Linked DNA regions of Homo sapiens: region 2 is linked to region 1. The links are chromatin loops, found by intact Hi-C in ENCODE. Cell type or tissue: PC-3. All regions are shown on one strand. Links, peaks and the distances in the headings refer to the core of each region. The heading gives the core; the rest is flanking DNA. Region 1 has its middle 46 kb from the start of LINC02310. Region 2 overlaps LOC124903315 (a long non-coding RNA gene).

Region 1 (4,398 bases), core at 83-4,082:
TATAAATCATGTGTCTGAATTAATCAGCCTAACAACTCAATCAAGAAGCTATTTATTAGTCCCATTCTTCAGAGTAGGACATTAAGGCTAAGAAAAGTTAAGAGATTTGTCCAAGATCAGAGAGCTTCCTAACCCTGGCACTATTAAGATTTGGGGCTGTATAATCCAAGGGAAAGTTCTGCAACTTTTAGATGTTTAGAACATCTTTGGCCTCTATGCCTTTACCCACTTGATACCTGTTGTGGCAAATAAAAATATCTTCAGATATTGCCAAATGCCTCCTTGGGATGTGGAATCATCTTTGGCTGAGAACTGTTTACCAGCAGGCATGGAGTCACTGCTATAAACCCAACCTCCACTGGTGCTCCTTCTGCAGCCAGAGGGCGGGACCTCCTCTCTGTTATATGGACACATTGTATGCTAAGTATCAGGCAGCCTTGCCAAATGCTCCACAACCTGGAACTGGACACAGGGAGGCTTTCGGGCCCTGCCCACAGTTCCAGGCCCTGACACTTCTATCAGGCAATTGCTGGGCCACCCCTTTTGGAGAACTCCATATCCTACCAGAAATCTATAGAGGCTTGTGGCTATTCTTATGCCTTCCCTCAGTTAGGTCCCACTTTCACTCTGCTTAGCATCCAATCCTCAGAAACTGAGGTTGAGAGTTGTGGCTGTATCCTACTTTCACTAAAGAAGGTGGGATTGTAAATTTTTTAATTTTCCATTCTTTTAAACTTTTATATGTCTTTTGGGAGGGGAATTGAACCAAAATACTTCTATTCTGTGATCCTTACTAGGAGCCTTGGTCCAGTTTTAGTTCCTGTGTCTCAAATCTGTGAAAGAGAGGGAGAGACAGATGGACAGAGAGAATGCAGGTGTCTAAATGTAAACCCATGCGTGTAGAGTTTTAACATTAGCTACGCTTCTTCCTAAATTGACGTTGGGATGAAGCTCCAAGAAGGTACATAGAGCTCTTCTTAGAACTATAGAATTTCAGAAAAACATTTAAAAAATCTTGTTGTGGGAATAATATAATGATGCAAAATTCCTTTGAAAATTACTGTAAATATGCAGTGACATTAAATGTGCTTGAAAATTATATACTACTTAATGACATAATTAATCTTTTATATCTGTTAACCGAGATGAATACAAAAATATGCTGTCTTCTTTATTCAAACACCTGAAAAGTCAAGTTTCTTGACAAGCCTTACAGGCTTGTTATCATCCGTGTGTGTGCTCAAAACTTCGTACCATCAGACAGCCCAGGGGAGTGCCAGCAGTTGCAGTGTAAGGACCGTTTTTATCTAGCTTATTCTGTGAAGCACATTAAATGTTTCTCATATATTTCAAAATCTTAAAAGCATTTGTGGATGACAGTGACTTTAACAATTCTGAGAGTAGAAAGTGCTCAGTGGTTTTGAGCATTGGGGGATTCAATCTAGGTTAGGGATCCCTTCTCCCCTCCTCCGCTCTCTCTTGTCCTTTCTTTGCCTCCCTAATCTTCCCTCCTCCTTTCTCTTTCTCTTCTCTCCTTTCCTTTCTCTTCTCTCATTCTCTTTCTCTCACATATACACATGTACTCCCACCCCTCTTTTTTCGAAGGTTTTAAATTCCATCCCTTGATGAATAATTTTAGTAATTGCCCAGTGATAGTGCTAATTAAATTAGACCTCCAGAGGGAAGGCTACTCTTGAGTCTAAATGGCCTTGTGAGTTTTCCTATCTCTACTTCTATTCTAGCAAACTTCTAGAAAGCCTCTGCCTTGCTTGTCTTTAGTTTTACTATCTTCTGCTTATTAAGTATTTATCTCTTACCCTGCTCCCCACATATTATAAGCTCCTCAGGGCAGAAACTATGCCTTTTAAATGGATGCTATTCTAGTGACTACTCAGGAAATGTTTGTTGACATATTTGACATGTTGAGTCTCCCAGGTCTATGGCTGCTAATGAGACATTGCTGGTCACTTCTTCCTCCTCTTGGGCAGCCCCCTTTAGGATAACTATATGCCAGACCTCTTTAGTATAACCATTTTGGTACAAAACATGTTGAAGCTTTATGTTCCATTCCACCTCAGAAGAACAGCAAGAAAACAAACAGAGTGACGTACCATTTTCTCAAGAAACCATGGAGTGCAAAATAGCAGAAATCACCAGTGCCTGGCCTTATGCCTGCATGCTTTCTGAGCTTGGATTCCTGGTGCATAAATCACTGCATGACTCTGGCTTCCCCATACTTGAGGTTGTGAAGGCACCAGGATGGGGAAAAACCCTGCAGGATTTTAATCTTACGTGCATCATCCATAGGCTTCTCCCCCTTCTTGCCACTACTGGCTCAGGACACACACATAGTTCAATGAAATAAAACATATTTGTTCCCTATCTTTCAAACAGTCTTTTCCAATCTAATGTATCAAAGACATTCAAAAGTTTGAGCAAAGGCTGTTCTTTCTCTGACTTTGTTTCATCATGGGCAAGTCTGCTAAGGAAAACAGCACATGCTAGCCAGAAGAACTTGAAAAAGTCCAAGATGTATAGATTTCTCATTTCTGTCCCCAAAATCTTTCTATTTATATTCTCTGAGTGTCAAAATGGATATGACTCAGCTGTGATCCACCAAAAGATGAGGCAGCGTGTTAATTCAACCCTCACTCTCTCTATCAGCATATGGCAAGGTTTATGGCTGCCAAAAAATGCACAAGCTCTTGCCCCCAAATATGAATGAGCAAAACACCCTGTGCTTTATGAAACCAAAGGCTGCATCTCCACCAGCTTGCACTGGATATGCAGTCTTTCTGGGCCTGACCGGGCTGAAGGTACAAATGATGCACAGGATGAGGAGTTGGTCTTTCCCATGCGGGGTTTGTGCCATACTCTTCTCTCTGAAAGTCTGCCTTGCTGCAGCCTCCATCCCCATCTTCCAAGAGAAATCGTACAAAAGATCTCTCTCCCCAAGTCCTTCTGAAGTAGTCTCTCCTTTAAAAAACAACCAGGACATTGTTTCCTGAGCATTTGCCAGGAATGCCAGAACAAGGCTTATCTCCACCAATAGAGAAATAACAAACATCATTCCTTTTCAGAAAACATGGCATGTATACATGCATATTTGGGGTAAAGGTAGGGAGAATGAATTATCCCTTTCAAGCAAGTTGTGAGTTTTTTTTTTTTTTTCCTCTCGTTGTCCAGGCTGGAGTGCAATGGTGCAATCTTGGCTCACTGCAACCTCCACCTCCCAGGTTCAAGTGATTCTTCCGCTTCAGCCTCCCAAGTAGCTGGGATTACAGGCAACTGACACCAAGCCTGGCTAATTTTTGTATTTTTAGTTGAGACAGGGTTTTGCCATGTTGACCAGGCTGGTCTCGAACTCCTGACCTTAGGTGATCCACCCGCCTTGGCCTCCCAAAGTGCCGGGATTACAGGCGTGAGCCACCACGCCCAGCAGTGGGTTTTTATCTAACAGAGTAAGTTTTTCCTGGTGAGTGCTGGCCCCACTGGCAAGAGGCTTAATGGTAATTTTGTTGCCATCAGATGCTGAGATTAGCTCCTGAGCTTTGTCTCTTGAGGACTACCTGGGTCTGGGAGGTGAAGATGAGAACTGGCATGTGGTTGCGCTGAGAGTTGTTTGTACAGGGTTGCCATGATATGAAACTGGGGTTACACTGCCATTCATTTTTTTCTCTCCTGTTTTCCCTGGACAGTCTGTAACGAATCCATTGTTAGCAATGTGTGTGTTCAGTCGTTTAGTAAAATTCCAGCCTATTCTTGTGGTGCTGATGAAAACTGAGAGAGAGCAAGGGAATTTGGACTTCTGACTCATCTCTTTTAAGCACTTTGAAGGCTCTGTCTGCCTTGAATGGTGATGGCAGGTGAGGTCGAGAGCCAGCTTCTTCTTGGCTCTGGCAAGAAGTCACGGAGCCCTATACCCTTAGAGTTTTATTCTTCAGATGTCTAAATTGTTTTTCTAAACTGCTTTAGCGAGAAACCCTGTGCAACTGATAGGGGGCGGAGGCATCTGTGTGCTTGAGAGCTCCTTGTTGTCGATGTTGGTGTCTAGAGAACCCACATCCCAGTCCATTCCCATCTGGCCCGAGATGAAGCAGCTCCTCAGAGCTGTTCCTTTTAAGTTCTTCCCCCACCTCCTACCTAATGCACTGTACTTGAAAACTTATTCAATGATATAATACTATAATGATCATTGAAATGCCTCAGGAGCCTGGAAATGGCTCAACTTTGATCAACTATTAATTTTTTTATTTGTTCAATGGACCCAGGAAGAAAGAGAGGGTCTGCTGCCATCCAGTTGACCACCAAAACCTCAGTGAATCTTGGCATAGATTTGCTCCCTGCCAAGAGAAGCTGGACTATTGCCTGAAGCAGCAAGAGATGAATGGTTCCTTC
Region 2 (4,398 bases), core at 275-4,274, 150 kb before region 1:
ATGTCCAGGAGCTGTATCAATCCCAAGAAATGACTTGCAATATCCTGCATGTGTGTGTGTGTTTTCAGGGAGGGATCTGGAACAATTTTCTGGGGCCTGTAAATGTAAGCTGATTCACAAGATGAAGTGCCCCCTCCCTGCCTCTTCCCCCATCCCGGAATTGAGAACGGCTCTAGATTATGAGGCAGAGGAGGCTGGAGCAATGACTTTCCTCCCGGAATACCCGACAGTACCCTGCCTGGCAAGCCTTGTGTACTGTCTTTATAGGAGTACTTACTAAACTGAACATATAGAAGCAGCCTTCAACTTTTAGGAATCCACATACATTCCTCCCATCCAGAAGGTTAGCTTGTGATGAGAGATTCTTTTGGGGATCTCATTAACAGTTTCTTCTGTTTGTGGGATGGCTCTTCCCAAAGGGGTCTTAAAATCAGAGAACAGGCCTGGCGCAGTGGCTCATGCCTATTATCCCAGCACTTTGGGAGGCCAAGGTGGGCGGATCACGAGGTCAGGAGATTGACCATCCTGGCTAATGCAGTGAAACCCCGTCTCTACTAAAAATACAAAAAGATTAGCCAGGCGTGGTGGCGGGTGCCTGTAGTCCCATCTACTCCAGAGGCTGAGGCAGGAGAATGCCATGAACCCGGGAGGCGGAGCTTGCAGTGAGCCGAAATCAGCCACTGCACTCCAGCCTGGGCAACAGAGCGAGACTCCTTCTCAAAAAAACAAAACAAAACAGAACAACAGAGAACAAGATACTCAAGTTTGGGAGGCTAAGTGCTAATATTGGTTTTCCTACCAACTCTTTTTTGTCCCAGTTACATCATCCACAAATTCATAGTCTCTCCCCCTCTCTACTACTCAATAAAGTTATTATGGGGAATTGTGATTAAAAAATGAGAGGAAGGAAATTTGTAAACTCAAAGTTGTAGTATTAGTGTAGCTAGATGAAATAAGAGTTGGTTCCCCTTCCATGTTATTAGCGGAGAAAAAGAGACAGATTGAGGGAGGAAAAAGAGATGTAGCAGGATATTGTCATTAAGATCACAGCAAACTAACATGACATACTGTTGGTGAGTAGGTAAGAAAGATAGCTCTGAGTCCCTCACTTTAAGACACGTAACGGAAAGGAGTCAGAACATTGCAGGAAGTGAAAGGACTATTTGATTCATCATTATCCTATTCTTAGTTGGAATTATTTTCCTCTTCATTTTAGTTATGACCACGGGTCAGCCAGACATTAAGACAAGAGCACAGGGTTACAGTGTGGGAGCCCTATTTAATTGATTCCAGAATGCACATCTGTCACATCCTAACATCTCTGGGGATCAGCTCATGGTGTTGGTCAGGCTCTGTGGAGATACAGTCGTTAATAATATCATGGCAGTTCACACTGTCATCATGTCAATTGAATTGGATGCATTGTTGATGGTATAGGTGTTGAATTTAATTGCGTTTAGAAGATCCTCAAAAAATTATACTATGATTTGACATTAAAATGAAAAATTACCTTGTGTGCAAAAAGGCGTAGAAACAGAGCAGCAGGACTTTAATTTGATATTAGTGAAGCAGATACGCATGGTTGGAGGAATGAACACAATAGTGCATAATTTTTGCAAAGTAACAACCGAACTGCTTTCTGGAGCCTAAGAGAGGAAGAGCCATCCCTTAAGTAGAAGAAACTGTTAATGAGTTTCACAGAAGGATTGACCATCACAAGCCCAGTCGAGTGACAGCAGAAACTGCTGGCACATCTTGGATGAATGAAAGAAACGTCAAAGCAATCAGAGGCTTGCATGACTGGATAACTATAGTTAAAGCAGTGTATCATGTCGTCTAAAGGATGGTGTTGCTCCTGGTGACTCATAAGGTGTGTCTTAGGATCAATGGAAAATGGTACAAATGTAAGCTTATAACATTCAGGGAGTTACTACCATTTTTAAAAGAAAAGGCAGACAGACCTAGTGCCTCTTTTGCTGGTGGGCTTAGTCTTTTGAGAATCAGTACAGAGGTCGGCACATGGCCGATCAGGGACTATGTGCCTGTGGTGCTACTTGCCCTAATGACTCAGAACACACAGGAGATAGGACAGGTCTCAAGAGTGTGGAGGAATAGAGCAAGTGTCCAGGACCTGTCCTCCTTCTAGACATGTGAATGTGAGATGGACAATGGATTTTTTTAAAAAAGAGTACAGTTCTTTATTTAAAGAAAGAATTTGCAGTTTTGGAATGCTTCTTATAAACCAGCAAAAACTAACCCTAGATTTTAAAAAAGCCTAGCAGTTTCAGCACCCTACAACAAATATAAAACGTTTTAAAGTAAATTCAACTAGTAAATATTTAATCATCTCCAAGATTATACCTTTAAATTTATGAAGCATGATTATTTTATGAGTATATTAAATTCTGTATGATGAATTTTTAATGTCCCTAAAATAACAAAATTACTTCAGATTAATAAAAGGACCAGAAACAAATATTGCATATATCTATTTTATTTCTGCCAGATTTCTATTAACAATCAAGACATGAGTAAAGAGAATATTTTCAAGCTTGTGTCCTCATCCATCCCATCCCATCCCCACCTTGAATTTCCTCAGGTGTGGATAAACCTTTCTAGACATTTCAGGTTTTTAATTCTTCAATATGTTTATGATCGTTCTTAATCTGGGCCCCATCGCCAGCGTTCCATGGATAGGCTACAGGGAACCCGTGTACACTTGAAATTATATAAACAGTCCTGAGCACTGTGTGCATTTTGGTGGTGGTAGGGAGAGGTATTCTGGTTGTTATATATTTCCTAAAAGTGCCCATATTTTAAAGAATGAAAGCATCCATTAACCACTGTTGAGCATTTTGGATTTGTTGTGACTTGGTCCTTGGCCCCTCCTAGACGTAAAATGGGAACTTTTAGTGAGTAAGTATTCTGCCTTAACAGGAGGCTGCGTCTAGACCCAGCAACAAGGGAGAGGGAGATTCTTGAGCAACAAGACACCCGGGAAATGGCTTTGTGATTCCGTCTTGGTTTTGGGATTTGGTTGCCAATGTGTCCCTGCTCTTCCTCAAAATAAACAAAGAAAAGCCCCTGCATTCCTGTGCCACCCAGGTTCAATCTGGAACTTTGAACTTTGTTTTTTTTTTTTTTTTTTTTTTTTAAGTGACAGAAACCAGGTCCCAATCATTGAGTTTTCCTCTCCCTCTGACGGGGTCAGAGATCTCCAGACTGTGATATGGATAAGACTGGGGGAGGCTGCAGGGGCAGCTATCCAGGCCATTCGCCACTGGTGGTGACTGTTATACTCTAATTTAAAAATGCAAAAAAAAAGGTCAGGTTGAATGGAGTCTCATTGAGTTCCATGAAATTCCCCTACCTCATGGGCCTGGCATGGCCTAAACTGATGGTCAGCCTCTGAACATCATAGGCTGGGCCGTGACTTAAGAGTCAAGACGTTTCAGAGTAGCAGGTATCAGCGTTGGAGATGTTTGTTAAAAAATCTCCAATCCTTGTTAAAAACAAGCATTTGTTTTTGGTGGAGAGCTTGTTAAAAACACAGGTTCCTCAGATCACCCCCAGAGATTCTGATTCAATAGGTCTAGGGTGGAATCCTGGAATTGGCATCTTTAAACCAGCATCTCCAGGTGATTGTGAGAAAGGGGCTGGAAAAGGTTTCGGTATTCCATGTGTTGAGAGCCTGGATGAAGAGAAGGACATCTGGGCCCTCAAATGTTCTGTCTTTCCTGTGTTAATTCTGTTGGGTCTGAGTCCTCTCCTTATTTTCTGGGAATGGCTTAAGAGGGGAGCCCTGCCCTCCTGAAAGGGCACTGCGTGCGAGATGAAACATTTCAGCTAAAACCATGACCAAGAATTGTCTGTCGGGGCTGTGTTTTTCCAAGCCCCTGACCCCAGCAAGGCTGTGCTTTCATCTGAAGTAGAGAATGTGCAAAGGTAGAAGTTTCTGTGGGCTTCAATCTTAGGGGAGGCAGAGTGGTATGGTGGAAGAGCACTAACCTGGGAGTCCTAAGTCATTCATTCATTCACTCATATACTTGGTTGCTTACCGTGTGCTAAGTACTGTCTTAGGTGCTGGGATTCAAGGGTGAACAAGACATAGTGCATGCCTTCATGGAACCTTCACACTAATCAGAGTGAAAGACTTTCAAAAATGGTTCTAAAGTTTCTACAGGGTTGGGGATTGGGACTTTAGTCTGGTTTTGAGACAGAAAGGGAATGGCAAAGATACTTGACTTAAAGGTGATCTTATATTGCAAAATGACTTGTCTCTTCTCATGTTAACTGTTTATTTGGAGTGGATGATGATGAGGAAGAACCGATGGAGATTGTTGAGCAGTCAAAGATGCTCCCTCACCGCCCCCTCCTGCAGTCCTGCCACACACAGCG

The links. Hi-C counts contacts between places; a loop is a spot of excess contacts. Peaks named below come from ENCODE experiments on the same cell type or tissue, not always from the same donor. Only the 100,000 strongest peaks of a DNase experiment are listed, where the experiment ranks them.
Region 2: a loop joins it to region 1, with 3 times the contacts of the local background. A loop is called at or near these places in 6 of 110 quality-filtered maps.

Annotation. Positions count from the first base shown.
Region 1 is chr14:51,440,788-51,445,185 of GRCh38, forward strand. It overlaps a transcript of FRMD6 not described here. Among named protein-coding and RNA genes, the nearest start is that of LINC02310, 46 kb to the left of the region's middle. In PC-3, for the core only: no CTCF peak of the experiment used is centred there; DNase peaks (open chromatin) are centred at 424, 1,914 and 2,234; H3K4me3 peaks cover 1,225 bases; H3K27ac peaks cover 3,806 bases.
Region 2 is chr14:51,294,027-51,298,424 of GRCh38, forward strand. LOC124903315 (a long non-coding RNA gene) reads left to right here. Exons shown (of 2, transcript XR_007064164.1): 2 at 1-2,476. Among named protein-coding and RNA genes, the nearest start is that of LINC00519, 32 kb to the right of the region's middle. In PC-3, for the core only: no CTCF peak of the experiment used is centred there; a DNase peak (open chromatin) is centred at 1,835; H3K27ac peaks cover 1,115 bases.